Linked DNA regions of Mus musculus: region 2 is linked to region 1. Evidence: chromatin loops called from intact Hi-C (ENCODE). Cell type or tissue: heart. All regions are shown on one strand.

Evidence for each region. Peaks named below come from ENCODE experiments on the same cell type or tissue, not always from the same donor. Only the 100,000 strongest peaks of a DNase experiment are listed, where the experiment ranks them.
Region 2: it touches region 1 in a loop (5-fold over the local background); 14 of 42 quality-filtered maps call a loop at or near these places.

The regions. Positions count from the first base shown.
Region 1 is chr4:88,546,473-88,554,472 of GRCm38, reverse strand. No RefSeq gene overlaps it. Among named protein-coding and RNA genes, the nearest start is that of Ifna15, 7.8 kb to the left of the region's middle. In heart, a CTCF peak has its summit at 4,106 (motif pointing left); a DNase peak (open chromatin) is centred at 4,102; H3K4me3 peaks cover 736 bases; H3K27ac peaks cover 302 bases.
Region 2 is chr4:88,634,353-88,642,352 of GRCm38, reverse strand. No RefSeq gene overlaps it. Among named protein-coding and RNA genes, the nearest start is that of Pramel32, 4.2 kb to the right of the region's middle. In heart, a CTCF peak has its summit at 1,179 (motif pointing right); DNase peaks (open chromatin) are centred at 752 and 1,142; H3K4me3 peaks cover 555 bases.

The DNA of each region.
Region 1 (8,000 bases):
CCATGCCACATAGAGTAACACAAACCCATGTAGCAGGCCATGGTCACTATTAACTGATGCAGAATAACCTAGTTCTTATTCCTATTGGAGTAAGATCTGTGTTTTATAGGGGGCATAGCTCAGTATCTAGGGCCTCTTGACCTTTCAGCCCCTTTGAATCAGCAGGACTTTGAAGGGAGGAAGACAATGTGCATCTGTATGTAGAGTTGCCAAGGAAAATCCTAGAGTTTAATCAGCTCCTACTATGAGCTACTAAGAGTAAGCTGTTACTTGCAAATTCCTCTCTGATTTCAGGTCCTGTCTCTTGACTCTATGGTCAGGAGAAAGTTGTCACTATCACTTTGGATGAGGAGCCTGTTCACATGAATGTTCCTGTGTCTGAGTCCTCAAGGGAGCACAGGAAGAGGTAAAGGACTTTTAGGTTTTATAGGGACAGACACGTGTGCTCTGTGTATTTGGGGAAAATCTAAGAATAGCAAGGAGACCTTCAGATCTTAAAACTGAAGTGGACTCTGGGAGGGGAATGGTGATTACTTGATAAGCTTGTCTCTTGGTGTGACTGCTTAACATCTTCCAGACATGACCTCCAATATACTTTCCCTGGTGATCATTTTAATGTAATTTCCATAACTTTTACAATTACATAATGGAAAACATGCTATGAAGCAGCTCCATACTATCACCTTGCCCAGAAAATATGTATGGCCATATTGTGCTTCATAACTAGATTTAATGACTTGTTTTCATACAACAGATTTTTGAGAACCAAGAGACAAGATGGGAGAACTGAGACAGGAGCATGGGATGTGGAGAGTAAGTCCTGAGCTATCATTCCTGCACACAAGACCTGGAGACCTGTTCAGCACAGGTGATGGGAGAACAAGAATCTGCCCATGCAGTGGCCTTAAGGAAATACTTGCAGGGAGCACATCTCTAGCAAAAAGAAACACAGTGAGCAAGCCTAGGAGATGTCATCATGGAAATAAGGAGAGCAGAGCTGCAAGAGAGGCTGAGGATGGAGGCCTGGGCTTATCTTGAAATGATTCTTCTTGATGAATCTGATATGTCACATACATCATCACCATTTGCTTTAGTAAGATCTTGCTAAAAGTGACAGTCTTAATGTTAAGTAACACTAACAAATATTCATTTGTACTTTATCTGTTATTGTGGCTTATCATATTGATAATATACAGGAGACAATTTCCTGAACAGAACACCACTGGCTCAGGCTCTAAGATCAACGATTGATAAATGGAACCTCATGGAACTAAAAGGCAAAGGACACGTCAATAGGACAAAAAGGCAGCCAACAGAGTAGGAAAAGATCTTCACCAACCTTGTACCTGACAGAGGGCTAATATCCAAAACTTATAAAGAACTCAAAACATTAAACACCAACAACTCAAATAACCCAATTAAAAATGGGGCACAGAGCTAAAAAGAGAATTCTCAACTGAGGAATCTGAAGTGGCTGAGAAACACTTAAGGAAATGTTCAAAGTCCTTAGCCATCAGGGAAATGCAAATCAAAAGAACTCTGAAGTTCCATCTTACACCTGTCAGAATGCCTAAGACCAAAAACCCAAGTTGTAGCACATGCTGGTAAGGATGTTGAACAAGGGGAACACTCCTCCATTGCTGGTGGGAACACACACTTGCACAACCTCTTTGGAATTCAATTTTTTTTTCCCCAGAAAACTGCAACTAGTTCTACCTCAAGACTCAGCTACACCACTCCTGGCACATACCCAAAAGATGTTCCAACATCCCACAAAGACTATGCTCATAGCAGCTTTGTTCATAATATCCAGAAACTAGAAACAACCTAGATGTCCCTCAACTGAAGAATGGATAAAGAAAATGTGGTACAACTACGCAATGAAATAGAGACATCAAGAATTTTGCAGGCAAATAGATGGATCTTGAGTATATCATCCTGAGTGAAGATACCCAGTCCCAAAAGGATATGCATGGTATGTATTTATGAATAAGTGGGTATTAGCCATAAAATACAGGATGCCCATACCATACTCTACAGACCCAAAGAGGCTGGACAGTAAGGAGGGCACAAGCAAGGGTGCTTGAGTCTCACTTGGAAGGGAGATGGAGTGATCATGGAAGGCAGATGGAGGGAGAGACCTGGGTGGGAGAGGGGATCTGGGGAAGTGGCTCCTAGAGAAGAATGTGGATTAATGTCTCCAGAAGGTTCTTTTTCTGTCTTTAGATACGTTTTCTGAAAACAAATACCAGGCATATTAGTACGAATCCACAAACGTTTAAAGCATTGTATTTAAATAATTATTTAATTTCCAAAGTATAGTTAACCTGTTGATATGCTAATTAATATTACTCTACAATAAGCTTCAATAAGTATTTGCTTTTCAAATTCAGTTCTGTTTTTAAACATTACTGTTAGGCTCCTCATGAATCATTACAGACTTTGTGTTGGTCTTTTGCATAATTTATTCATGACTAATTTCTAATCCTTGCTATATACATTTTCTAAAAACTAGTGGTGTTTTGACTGATGTCTGGGCTGGTGTCGTTGTTCTTGCTGTTCTTGTTTTGTTTTGTTTTGTTTTTACTTTACCTGTGTACCAAGAGCTGTGTGGTTCTTAGTTCTGAGTTTGTTTCTTCTTTTGATGATGGAATGTTTATATCAGAGGACTAAGCCTCTCCCTAACCTTATTTCTTTCTGACTTGAAGTACATTCAGTACAAATGTTTCAACATTCAATCTTGTATTCTACCAGGGTTTTCCATCTAGGATAGTAAAACGTACATTGCTTTCTGTTAGTGTCCGCCATTCCTGGAATATTTGATTTTATTTCCCCCCATGTCTATCCTCTGGTACATCTTGCCTGCTGATAATACAGTATTTTCCACATTATCTCATTTATTAGTGTGGTTAGTAAACATGTTCTCTGTTCACTTATTGCTCATCACCGAAAGTGTCTAATAATTCCTATGGGTTCTCTAAGAAATCATGCTGATCAGGTTGTGAGGATCAAGTCAGAAAGGAACGCTCCACCGTGGACTGCATTAGTCTCTGCCTCCAGATTCCTGCTTCTCTGAGTTCCTGCCTTCGCTCCCCTCAACAGATTCAGGATGCAGTAGCCAGATAAAGCCTTTCCTCCCCAAGTTCGTTTTGGTCACAGTGTTTCATCATAGCAATGGTAACCTGAACTAAGACACCGTGTTTTAACACTGTGACTTTAGAACTGGTGTGCAGTGGAGAGCTTTAGTTAATCATTCAATAGTACTAATTGCACCTGGCGAATTTTAAGATAAATCAAGGAGTAAGATATATGGTCAAATGGATGAAAAAAAAAAATAAGAAAGAATCTTCCTCACAGAATAAAGAACAAAACAGCATATTAAGCAGAGAAATACTATTATGCACGCTATATAACAGCAACCATTGATAAAGAAGACTGTCAAGAGAAATAACTTAATAACCATATACACTCAGACTTAAAGTAATTGGTAACAGAAACCCAGGCAGGCTATGCCAGCACATGCCTTATTCCCAGCGCCCGGGAGAGACTATAGCGTTCAAGGCCAATCAAGGCACATAGGATGATCTTGTGGCAGTCAACGTGCCTTCTACTGAGTTTTTCAGACCTCCAGAACAGTGCTTATTGATGGAGCATTGCCGTCCGTTCTTGTCCAAAAGAGAAATTCCGTAGACCTTTGGGACAAGTCCTGGAAAAGGTCAAACTTCCTCTGTCACAGGAGCAGCTGGGAGCCGCACTGCAGGGCTGCTATCCCTCCCATTTGAGCCCCTCCAGCTTCGCAGAATCCATTTCAGAATCCAGCCAAAGCCACAGTAATTCTCCTGCCTCCACTCTCTGCTTGTCCCGCAGGTGGCAGGTGTTTCTCTTCTCTTTGTAGTTTTAGTTTTCTGTCTCTATGAAGAATGAAAAGCAAAAGTTCTTAATAAAACAAAAAAACAAAAACAAAAAACTGCTCTACACAGTTTTGAATTTGTGTCTCGAGGAATATTTTGGGGGTGGAGTTGAATGCCCAGTCAGAGTGACGTGAAGATCCGAAAGTGAAAGGAATCGTTGGGTTTGCATCCTTGAGCAGTGAATGGGAGCGCGCCCCCTGCTGACTGCGCGTCACCTGACTGAGCCTACGTCCTAGGAGCCAGAGCTTGCTTGAGTGTCAGTCCATAAGTCAAATCAGATACTGGTTGGTTACTCTCACAAGCTCCGTGCCACCATTGTACTAACAGAGCTTGCTGGCGGACACCATAGATCAAAGGAGTTGTAGCTGGGTTGGTGTTTTACTGTTTTCCTTTGCGCATACATAATACTTTCCTGTACCAAAGATGCTAGCACATATGGGTGGAGATGTCCATTTGGGGCCCCGTTTCCCCCATTATTTGGCGATTTCATTTAGGTTGCCTTCATATATGTAAATATTTTAGGAAGCTTCTACTATATTGCCCCCATACTATCAAATGGGCCTTAATTTAGCTGTCTTCTCCCCATCTCCCGTCACTCATTCCCCTATTTACCCTTCCCCAACTTGATCCTTCCATTCTACACACACACACACACACACACACACACACACACACACACCACCATTCACCATTCATCCATAGCTCTCTATTCTATTCCCCTTTCCAAGGAGATCTATGTTTCCCCAATCCCTTGCTGCATACCTATTCTTGCAGTTCTACTGGTTATAATAGCTTGGTTAATATTATTTTAACAGCTAATATCTACATACAAGTATATATTTGTCTTTCTGCCTGAGTTACCTCACTTTAAATAACTTTTCTTTAGCCCCATCAGTATACACGCAAATTTTATGATTTTACTTTTAATGCTAAGTAAAATAATCCGTTGTGTAAGAGTAGCAGAAAATTGGCATATCTCGTTTTGCATTCTTTTAATTCCCCCCCTTTTTAACAATAAATTATTTATTTTTAGACAGAATGGCTGGTACACAGGTGTTCATTACATTGTCATGTGAATACATTCTCATTATTTTTTTAAAAAAGCATTTCAAGTGCATATTACATTTTTTACATCAGTGGATTGAAATTCTTAAATTTTAAATAATTCTTCAAATAGCCAATTTTTAGAGATACCAGCTATTGAAGTTCAGTTAATGGATTTAGTAATTCTTTCTTTTAACAGTGCGGGCTTCCTTTGTGGTTGGTGACAATCTTCCTAGTGAGGCTTTGTGGTATTTTCCTTTCTCCTTGTATCTCTCTTACTGATTTATCTTTCTTCCTGGTTAGCCCAAGGCTTACATAAAATATCTAATAGTTAGGATATGCTCACTTCATGTAACAGATGCTTAATTTCAATTGCCTTTAACGAGGCCCTGCTTTCGCATCAAGCCCTAAACTATGCTCTTGACATCATATTTTACTTCTGTTTATACTGTGTGTGTCAACTGACTAATGATTATAGCCATAGTTGTTTTTACTAACTTCCCTTCTACCATTTTAACTAGCATTCAAAGTGGTGACTTTACGCTCTAACTTATGGTATCCGAGTACCTTGACCATGGATATGTATTTATATTACCTTTACTGTTAAGTTTTAAATGTTCATATGTTGCTACATCTCAACTTGAAAGTTGCCACTTAGTAGTTCCCTGTAGGCTATTCCCATAGGAGAGTATTTTATCAATGTGCTTGTATGAAATACAGTTCCTTATCTCTGTTACTTATGAAAGACATCTTGGCCAGGTATTGTATTATTATCTTGCTTGTTTTCCCTTTGAACCTTTGAGGACGCCCTCCTATTCTTCCAGGGATGTGAGTTTTTGTTGAGAAGTATACTGGCATCCTGTGGCCCTTGCCTTATGTGAGATAGGTGTTTACTCTCAGGGAGACAAATGCTTCAAGACTCCCTTGGTCTTGTTGACAGGTTAAGTATACTGTGTTCCAGAGACATGTTTCACCTAAGCATGAGAATAAGACCCAAAGGATGCATAATTTCATGACTTTGTCTTTGTCCCAACGTCACATAGTATACTTACACAAACTTAGACACTGTAACCCACTATACATTGAGGATGCAGGAAGTGGCCTCTCACTCCTGGCTATAAAGCAGGGCAGAATACTCTAAAGGCTGAAGGCAGGTGTAATATAATGGTCAGTACTTGGGCTGATAAGCTTAAACATACTTCAAATAGAAAATTACACTAAATATACGTATGAGATGTCAAATAGCACACTGTTGTAAGGTGTTTGCCATTCATGACACATTTAGTAACACAGTTGCTCTGAGTCAGTGACACTGTGGGTGGCTGCCAAGGCCTGGGATGTCACTGTAGGCTCCTGAAGACTTTCCAACACTGCAGATGCAAGCAACATCAAATCTGTTTTGTAATACTCAGTGTATTACACTGAATGCAATACCTCACTCAGCACCTCAGTGTAGTATAACATTTTTACTTTATAAACATTTTAAAAACTTTTTACATCTTTTTAATAGCACTTAGCTTAAAAGAAACACAAAATAAAAAAAAAATAATTCTCTATGTATTTCCCCTGGAAGATTTTTTTCCAGTTTCAATATTTACATTTTTTTTTTTACTTTTCAATTTTTTTCTTTTTTTTTCATTTTTTTTTATTAAAAACTTAGACACATGGTCAGGATGGTCACACCTCCCGCCGGCCCCCCCCCCCCCACACCAATCATGGCTCACTGGACGTTCTCAGGCAACGATCCACACAGGTAATCAACTCCAGTGATGTAGCACTTCCTCTAGAGTCCCCCTGAAGAAGCCCCTGGAGCTCCTCTCAGGGAATTGTCACTTGGTCCAGAAGTACATGGCGGTATTTGCTTGAGGTTTTCTCTGTTTTCTTCACAGATTCACTTGAAGCAGATAGGACTCCATGAGCAATCCTCTTCATCAAAGAAACCTTGTCAGCATTGAGGTCACGATTTCAAACATTTCTGGAACTGACACATGAGATTTGCCCTTGGTGTGGGGTACGAGGTGATGTCATCACATACACCTTGTACTATGGTTAAATCAGAAAAACCATGCCCCGAGACAGCTAGCATTTCCTGAGAGTGACAATAGTCAAAATGTTTTTCAAGTGTGAAGTATATTATCATTGTGGTGACTTTTTAAGGAAATTGGTAGATCTCTCTCTTCTTCTCCTGCCATTTTCTTTTCATATATCTTCTTTAGCTGTGTGTTTACTGAATTATATGAATTTTTCACCTTCATTTTACCCTATAACAACACGGTTATGTATGTGGTCTGTTATTAACCAAAATATTCTGTGCAACACGCCTTTGGTGTTTGTATTCTGCTCTTATCTCTCAAAACTTCTAGTGTTCTCACCGATAATTTGCATATTCACGTGTTTAATATGGAACTACAGCTTCCTGTGCTTCTTGTCCTTATTTTAACGCCGTTGTTTCCTCTAATTGATTGATTTTTGAGTTTGAGTTTGTTAATTCTTTCTCCCTCGTGGTTGAAACTGCAGTTGTTAGAAGATAAAGATCATCTCTTCTTGGTCTCCCCGTTTGATGGATTGCTTCCAAAATCACCACGTGGAATTGAGATCAATTCCACGTGGCTGCTTCTGACTCTGTAATATGGTCTGCAGTTGGAAGGTTTCTTTCCTGGTACTTGAAGTTGAGCACAGATCTTTATGTCTTTTTAAATGGATGGAACCAGAGTCCCCTGCCATTTATCAGTAAGGCTGGCTATGGGACAGGGGACTGCTTTAAGTTCCACAGAAAAGTCACTGATAGTGGGCCTATACACAGATATAGAGATGGGGATGCATCCCACTGGGTATCCAGAAGGAATCCCGCCAGAACTGGACATGTTCCTAGATAAGCAGTAGTGCTCCCAGATCACAGGTGAATATGGCTGAGACTGAGTACAGGGCCATTTCCAGATCTGCAGTTGACCTGAGGCCAGTGCTCAAACATTCAGAGGCATAGAAGAGTATTCCCTTTTCTGGACAGACAGGACTACGCTACACTACAGCTGAGGGAGTAAGATC
Region 2 (8,000 bases), 88 kb before region 1:
TGTCTGTGTTGTTACCTCTTTGGATCTAAAGAGTGAGAGAAACAGACAAGGACAGAAAGAATTGTCTTTAGTTTTTCGTTAGTACTTTTAATTACTGGTTCTAATTTTTTAAGGGTTATGGAGCTGTTTACATAGTTTACCTATCCTGATTTAACTTTGGTAAGTGGTATCTGTCTTTCTAGAAACCCATCCATTTCATTAAGCTTTTCTAATTTTGTGGAGTAAAGGATTTTGAAGTAAGACCTAATGATTCTTTGAACTTCCTCAGTGTCATATGTTATGTCTCCCTCTTCTTGACTGATCTGGTTTGTTTGGATACCTTCTCTCTGTCTCTTGCTCAATTTGACTTTAGGGTTTATCTATCTTGTTGATTTTCTCAAGGAACCAGGTCTTGGTTTCCTTGATTCTTAGTATTATTTTCTTTGTTTCTGACTGATTGATATGAATAGATATCGATGAAATGAATGGAAATCTACAACTGACTCTGGTGAGGAAAAGACAGAAACCCCAGATAAAGAAGACACTTAAGATTTAATGGGAGTGACCATAGCTGTGACTTACATTGTGAATATGGAACCTAGAGTTCCGCCATGTCCGCCAAGAGATGGGTCTAAGCATTGTAATGTATAGGAGGCAGCTGCAGGGATATTCCTCAAGTGAGAACATGTACTGAGTGCTTCTTCCCACCAATGAGGAGCAGAAGAACCTACTGCTGATGCTGTGGCTACTGTGAATGCATCTCAGAGTCCTTATGGAGGCCTTTAGGACCCCAAGAACAACCAGTTTGGAAATCTGCTCCACCAATCCCTCCCCAGTTTGGTCAGCCTGAGGCACAGCCAGCAGAGTTGGGTCCCCTAAAGCTCCCTCTGGGTTCTCAAGGAGAAAAAAAAAAAACCTCAGGAGCAGGAGCAAAAGAAAAAAAAATCTCCTGCTTAAGTCCTTAAGCCCTGTTGTAGACCTGATCAAGCTTCCACCAGCCCTACCATTTGTCCCAAGAAGGTGTACAGCAACTTTCTCTTCCCCCGCCCCCCTTAGAGCTCCACATACAACCTCCTAGGTAGGGACCATACTATAACACAACTCCATTTCTGGGACGCACCCGCCTGCTTGGCCGGGCCTCCTTCACCCTGGCCGGCTCACGACAGGCACTTCCCTGTCCTTTGTCATCAACCGGGGACCAGGAGCTTTGCTGAAACTTGTCACCACTAGGTGTCGCCCAACAATGGTCTTGATCAACCATGCAAACCAAAACAAATCACTCATGAGCTGCCGCACTCACTCACTCCGGCTCTTCCTAGCTTAGGGGGACGGAGCAGAGTACCCACCATTTCTCCGGAGTGGCAAAAATGGTCCCTGTTGTCCTGCCCGAACATAGTGAATGCTTGCTGGACTGGACTCAGGCAGACTACCTTAGGCAACAACAACAACAACAATAACAAAGCGAAAGTATGACAGGGAGCTGTGAAAACGAGCGATATCATTCTCTAAATGAAAGTGAGTGACTGATGAGTTGGTTAGCAGGGCAAAGAACTGGCACAAAGAGAGGAAGGGAGGCACAATTAGGGAACGGGAGCATCCAAACACAGGGTAAGGGGAGGTGTATTAGTCAAGGTTCTCTAGAGTCACAGAACTTATGGACAGTCTCTAGATAATAAAGGAATTTATTGATGACTTACAGTCGGCAGCCCAATTCCCAACAATGGTTCAGTCGCAGCTGTGAATGGAAGTCCAAGGATCTAGCAGTTACTGTCTCACGCAGCAAGCAGGCTAAGGAGCAAGAGCTAGAGCTAGACTTCCTTCTTCCAATGTCCTTATATTGTCTCCAGCAGAAGGTGTAGCCCAGATTAAAGGTGTGTTCCACCACACCTTTAATCCCAGATGAAAGGCGTAGCCCAGATTAAAGGTGTGTTCTTTAAACTGGGAGATTCAATCTTCTGGAATCCATAGCCACTATGGCTCAAGATCTTCAAACCAAGATCCAGATAAGGATCTCCAAGCCTCCAGATAAGGGTCACTGGTGAGCCTTCCAATTCCGGATTGTAGTTCATTCCAAATATTGTCAAGTTGACAACCAGGAATAGCCACTACAGGAGGGTAGCAGCGACCTCAATTTCAAGCCATTTAGGTCTCATTTTAAAAACACTCCACAGCTAAGGTTTGTTATTGTTTTCTGTTCTTTGCTGCAACCACCCACTGGCCAGCCTGCTGCCCTCACTCACCCACCCACCCCCTTTTCAAAGACTAAATACAGAGTTAGAGTAAATTAAAAGAGTGGTGGAATGCTTAAAAAAATCAAAAGAAAAAAAAAAAAGAAATACAAGAAACTACACTCAAACAGGTTGAGTCCTTTAAAGAGGAAACAAGTAAATACAAAGAAACACAGGAAAACACAATTGAACAGGTGGAGGATATGAATAAAATTGTCCAAGAACTGAAAATGGAAATACAAGAAATAAAGGTAGAAGCCTGGAGATGGAAAACTAGAAAAAAGAAAGAAACTACAGACACAACCATGACCAAAAGAATACAAGAAATGGAAGAGAGAATTTAGGCATAGAAGATATAATGGGAAAACTGGTCAAAGAAAATGCAAAATCTAAAAAGTTTATCACACAAAGCAGCATTCATGAAATTTGGGACACCATGAAAAGAACAAACCTAAGAATGATAGGAAAAGCAGAAGATTTCCAGGTAAAAGGCCCAGGAAACATCTTCAACGAAATCATAAAAGAAAATTTCCGTAACCTAAAGAAAGAGATACCTATAAAAGTACAAAAAGCTCATAGAACACCAAATCAATTGCACCACAAAAAAATCCTCCTGCCACATGATAATAAAAAAATTAATGTACAGAATGTAGAGAGAATAGCAACAACATTATGAACTAACCAGTACCCCGGAGCTCTTGACTCTAGCTGTGTATGTATCAAAATTTGGCCTAGTCGGCCATCAATGGAAAGAGAGGCCCATTGGACACGCAAATTTTATATGCCCCAGTACAGGGGAATGCCAGGGCCAAAAAGTGGGAATGGGTGGGTAGGGGAGTGGGTGGGAGGGTATGGGGGACTTTTGGGATAGCATTGGAAATGTAATTGAGGAAAATACATAATAAAAAGATATTTAAAATAAAATAAAAGCTGCAAGGGGGAAAAGCCAAATGACGCATAAAGGCAGACCTATCAGAATTACACTTGACTTCTCAACAGAGACTCTAAAAGCTAGAAAAAGCTAGGCTGTGTATTGCAGGCCATAAGAGACCATAAATGTCAGCCCAAACTACTATGCACAGCAAACTTTTCAATCACCATAGATGGAGAAAACAAGACATTATATGACAAAATCAAATTTAAACAATATCTTTTGACTAATCCAGTCTTATAGAAGGTACTATAAGGAAAAATCCAACCCAAAGAGGCTAACTCCACTCAAGAAATACAAGAAATAAATAATTTCACATCACTAAAGTCAAAAGAAAAGAATCACACACACATTACTACCTCCAACATGAAAATAACAGGAATTAACAATTACTGGCCATTAATATCTCCCAACATCAATGAATTAAATTCCCTAATTAAAAAAAACACACAGGCTAACAGAATGGAAGCATAAACAGAACACAACACTTTACTGTATACAACAAAGATAGACATTACCTCCAGGTAAAGGGCTGAAAAAAAGTTTTCATGCAAATGGACCTAATGAACAAATAGCATCCATTCCAATATCTACAAAAGTAAAATTTCAACCACAAGTAATCAAAAGAGACTGGGAAGAACACTCCATACTCACTAAAGGGAAAATGCACCAAAATGACTTCTAATTTGTGAACATCCGAGCCTTGAGTGTAAAGGCACCTACATTCATAAAAGAAAATCATAAAACAGTTTGAGGCCAGCCTGGTCTACATGGAGAATTCCAGGATAGTCAGGGCCACTAGAGAGCCTTATTCTACAAACAAACAAACAAGCAAGCAAACATATCCTTGTGTTTACAGACTCCACACATTATTAATAATACCATCACTCCAGAGGAAGAAACAGATAGATCTCCATGGATTTATTTGATAGTGTCTAGACTTAAAGATTTCCTTTTGGGAAATTCATAAAACTGAAAAGAGCCTGAAAGTCAAGAGCCCTAGCTAAACCACTCCTAAAAAACAGTTTTATCTGTTCATTAATTTAGTAACTACTTATGTACTCACTTTAATTTTTTGGGGGGGCAAGGTCTTGCTCTGTAGTTAAGGTTGATCTGAAACCCCAATTCCCAGCAATCCTCCTGCCTCAGCATGCCACTTGAGAGGATGACTCTTTTAAACCAACACACCTGGCTGACTTTTCTGAACACGTGATGTACATGGTTCTGAGTGTGTGTCACATTGGCATAACTCTGTTCCTGACACTATACATGCACAGAAAATCTAAAATTATCCTCTAAGTACTTTGTGACAAACACTGTCACTACTGTGCATTCTTTCCTGAAACTATATAGCTGAGTTGGATGCCCTGTCATTCTTCAGCTGTGTTAGCTAGCTACTCAAAAGGGCTGAGGCAGGTGGATGGCTTACATTGATTGTTAGGCAGCAGTTCTGGAGATGCAGCCTCCAGGTGGTATTGACTGACGTTGGTTGTAGGTGCCACGGTAGAGAGAGAAGCTTACCAAGATGCTAGGCCTTTATTTCCAAGGACCAGATGGGTACAGCCTTGCAGGGAAGACTGACCTCTAGCTAGTTCACTCTCTAGCTATTTTATTCAAACTATACAAGTTAATTGGGGATGAAAAAGTTTCGAGCTACCAAAGTTACCTTGCTCTTTCTGCTCATGAGAGGAGACAACCCACACAAATCTCAGTCCCTTTTGACCACTGCTAGCCATAATTAAAAATAAGAACTCCAGGTTTGCTAGGAGTGTCTTAGGACCAAGATTAGTGCAGCTGCAAGCTCTCACATAGCACCAAGTGCAGACCTTCCAGAGAGACAATATTTCTTCAAGGGTCAAACAGTCTCATAACATTTTCTCAGTCTCTACTGATTGATCCAAACATAGAAAAGTTTATGTGTCCTTTAAAACAGTTTTAAATTTATGTCATGGATAGACTCTCAGTCAAAAGAGGGTGTCTTAGAAGAGACCGGCCAGGACACTACATAATTGGTGTCAATAATGGGAACTGAGCCAGGCATGGTCAAACATACCTTTAATCTCAGCATCTTGGAGACAGAGGCAAGTTGATCTTTTGTGAGTTTATGGCAAGTCTGGTCTATATAAAAAGGTCCAAAAAAGCTAGAACTGCATGGTTACACCCTGTTTCAAAAAACACAGTGGGTTTTGAGACAGAATGTTGCCTCACACTTTTCACAACAGGAGGCAGAAATGGTGTTGGTACTTTTTCTGGGCAAACACACTCTTAGTCAAGCATGTCTGTGTGATCCTTTCATTTCAGTGCTCCAGGAGCAGAGCTAGAGTGCTCTCTGTATCCAGGGCAACCTGACCTGTATAGGGATTCCCAAGCCAGTCATGTCTACACACTGGGACCATGTCTTCATAGATATTTGTGAGATGAAAGGTAATTCAGAGGTTTAGAGCACTGACTGCTCTTTCAGAGGAGCCAACCACAAATCCCAGCACCCATATCAAGTAGCTTACAACCACCTGAAACTCCAGATCCAGAGGGCTGCACTTCCTCTGGCATCTAAGCAGGTTCATCCACTTGAACATTTCTCATCAAAGACACACACATACACATAATTAAAAATAAGAAAAAATAATTTTAAAGTGTGATAAATGAGAAATTCACCACATCAATTTAATAAATAAATAAATGTATATATACAGATGTGTGCTCTAAAATTAATATGAAGATGATTTCTAAGCAGTATTGTATTTATGTGCAGCAGTCTGGGACAATCTTTTGATTAAATGTTCACAAATGTGTTATTTCATTAAAAAAATTTTGGCCTTTCTTTCTTCTTTCTTTCCTTCTTTTGTTCTCTCTCTCTCTCTCTCTCTCTCTCTCTCTCTCTCTCTCTCTCTCTCTCTCTCTTCCTTTTTATAGTTTATTTGTGTAACCCTGGCTGTCCTGGAACTTGCTCTGCAGAAAAGGCTGGCCTCAAACTCAAAGATCTCCCTGCCTCTGCTTCCCAAGTGAAGTGGAAACTTCTAGTTTTGTTGTAAGTTACTTATGTCAAATTATGTTTTGCTAGGGCACACAGGTGAAAGGATGTCTTGCTAAAGCAGACACGTGGAAGAATGTTTTCCTGAAGCAGACACAGGTGAAAGGATGTTTTGATAAAGTAGACATGTAAAAGAACCCTTGATAAAGGAATATGATTCCACAGACAGTGGGGACGAGCACTGAGCATCAGTTTGGTTTGCTCTACCTCACTATTCTTCGCTAGCAACACGCTTGTATTAATTCATAGCATTGTTGAGCTCAACTTGTGGTAATATCACCATTCAGAGAAACTCACCAAGAACTGCTCGTGAGGTTTCTGCTGAAGTTTGCTGCTTCTGCATCCTCACCTTAGGCTGGTTGGCAAGCTTGGCAGTTTCCTCAGTATTGAGCCACAGATGTTGGTTCTTGCCTGGTGTCTGCCTGCTGAGAGGACTGGACTGAAGCTGCTGTTTCTTGTGCTCCTTTGGGCTGCCATGGGCTGCCTTTAGGCTCTGTGTATCTCAGGATGTTGTGACAGGAAACGTTCATGTACCTCGAAAGACCAGTCAAGAGCCTATCTGATACAATCACACCAGGGCTTTCATTCGAGCTAGCTAGGGCTTGACTCACCACTGACCCACAGGATGGTTCCTGGTGGAGGAAAAATTCCTGAACATTCATTAGGGCAAGGTTGTAGAGAGAGGAGAAAGTGAGGGGTGAGTGTTTCTAGCCTGGCAAGCAACCACTTTGGGTGCTACTGTGACCTTTTACATAATTGGCTAGTGCTGGGAGTCAAACCATACTGTTAACTTCTGCTTCGCTCTGCATTGGTGGTTGTTAGGCAGAGGATAGACTTGCTGGGGGTTAATTTGGAAAAGGTGAATTTGGGGGGGGGAGATTAACCTGGAGATGCAGAATTTGTTGGGGTTAGCCTAGAAACTGGAGCTAGCCTTGGATTTTGTTGGGGTGGGGGTAACTTGAAAAACTAATGCTAGGTTCTAGCCTGTTAGTTTATTTGAGTTCAAACTTAGGTCAGGTTCTCTAAGGTGCAGTATGAACCCAAAAATTTGGTCTCTCAAGGACAGCATTCAGCATATTTGTCCCCCAAAACATACTCCAGTCAGAAGGGGCCTGGTAAAGCACTCAGTTGCCATATATTCATGCTGTGTCTAAGGAATTATAAGTCTCACCTGTCCCAGGAACCACTAGAAGGCCAGAATCTCTGCTCGGCAATAGTAGAGAACTCAGTGTGCCCTGTTGTACTCTCTAGAAGTCTCAAGTCCAAACATTCATCAATCTCTGCATATGGAGTCTCTCACAAGAACTGACACAGACACAACTAGCTTTTGTCTTACTAAGTACCAAACCCTACTCCTCTGAATCTCATTCCCATTGCAGAGGTTATTCAAGAGAAGGCAATGTGACCAGCCTCTTGTCAGGGCAAAAACCACTGAACACCTTTTATTGTCTCAAGAGAGACAATACCACTGTCATATATATGACCAACCACCATGGTTCTGCTTTCTACGGATGGAGTCTGCCGAGGACAGACTGAGGAGAATCTCTGAAATGTATAGTATTACTCTTTACTTTTGAAGTTATTACAAGGTCCTGTGGGATACTGGGCTTTATTTTACTAATCTGGAGAATGAGATAGAAGGTCTGTTAACTATTGACTACCTGGCTGCACATCCGGATTGTGTCTGATATTTAATAGTAAACCAAGTCATGTAAGTTTCTCCTAAGCATCTCTGGAGCCATGTGACCATGTACGTACACCCTGAAACCCTGAACCACTTGGCTTAAATGAATATGTCCTTGACTATCCATCTGGTCAAAAATTCTTCCTG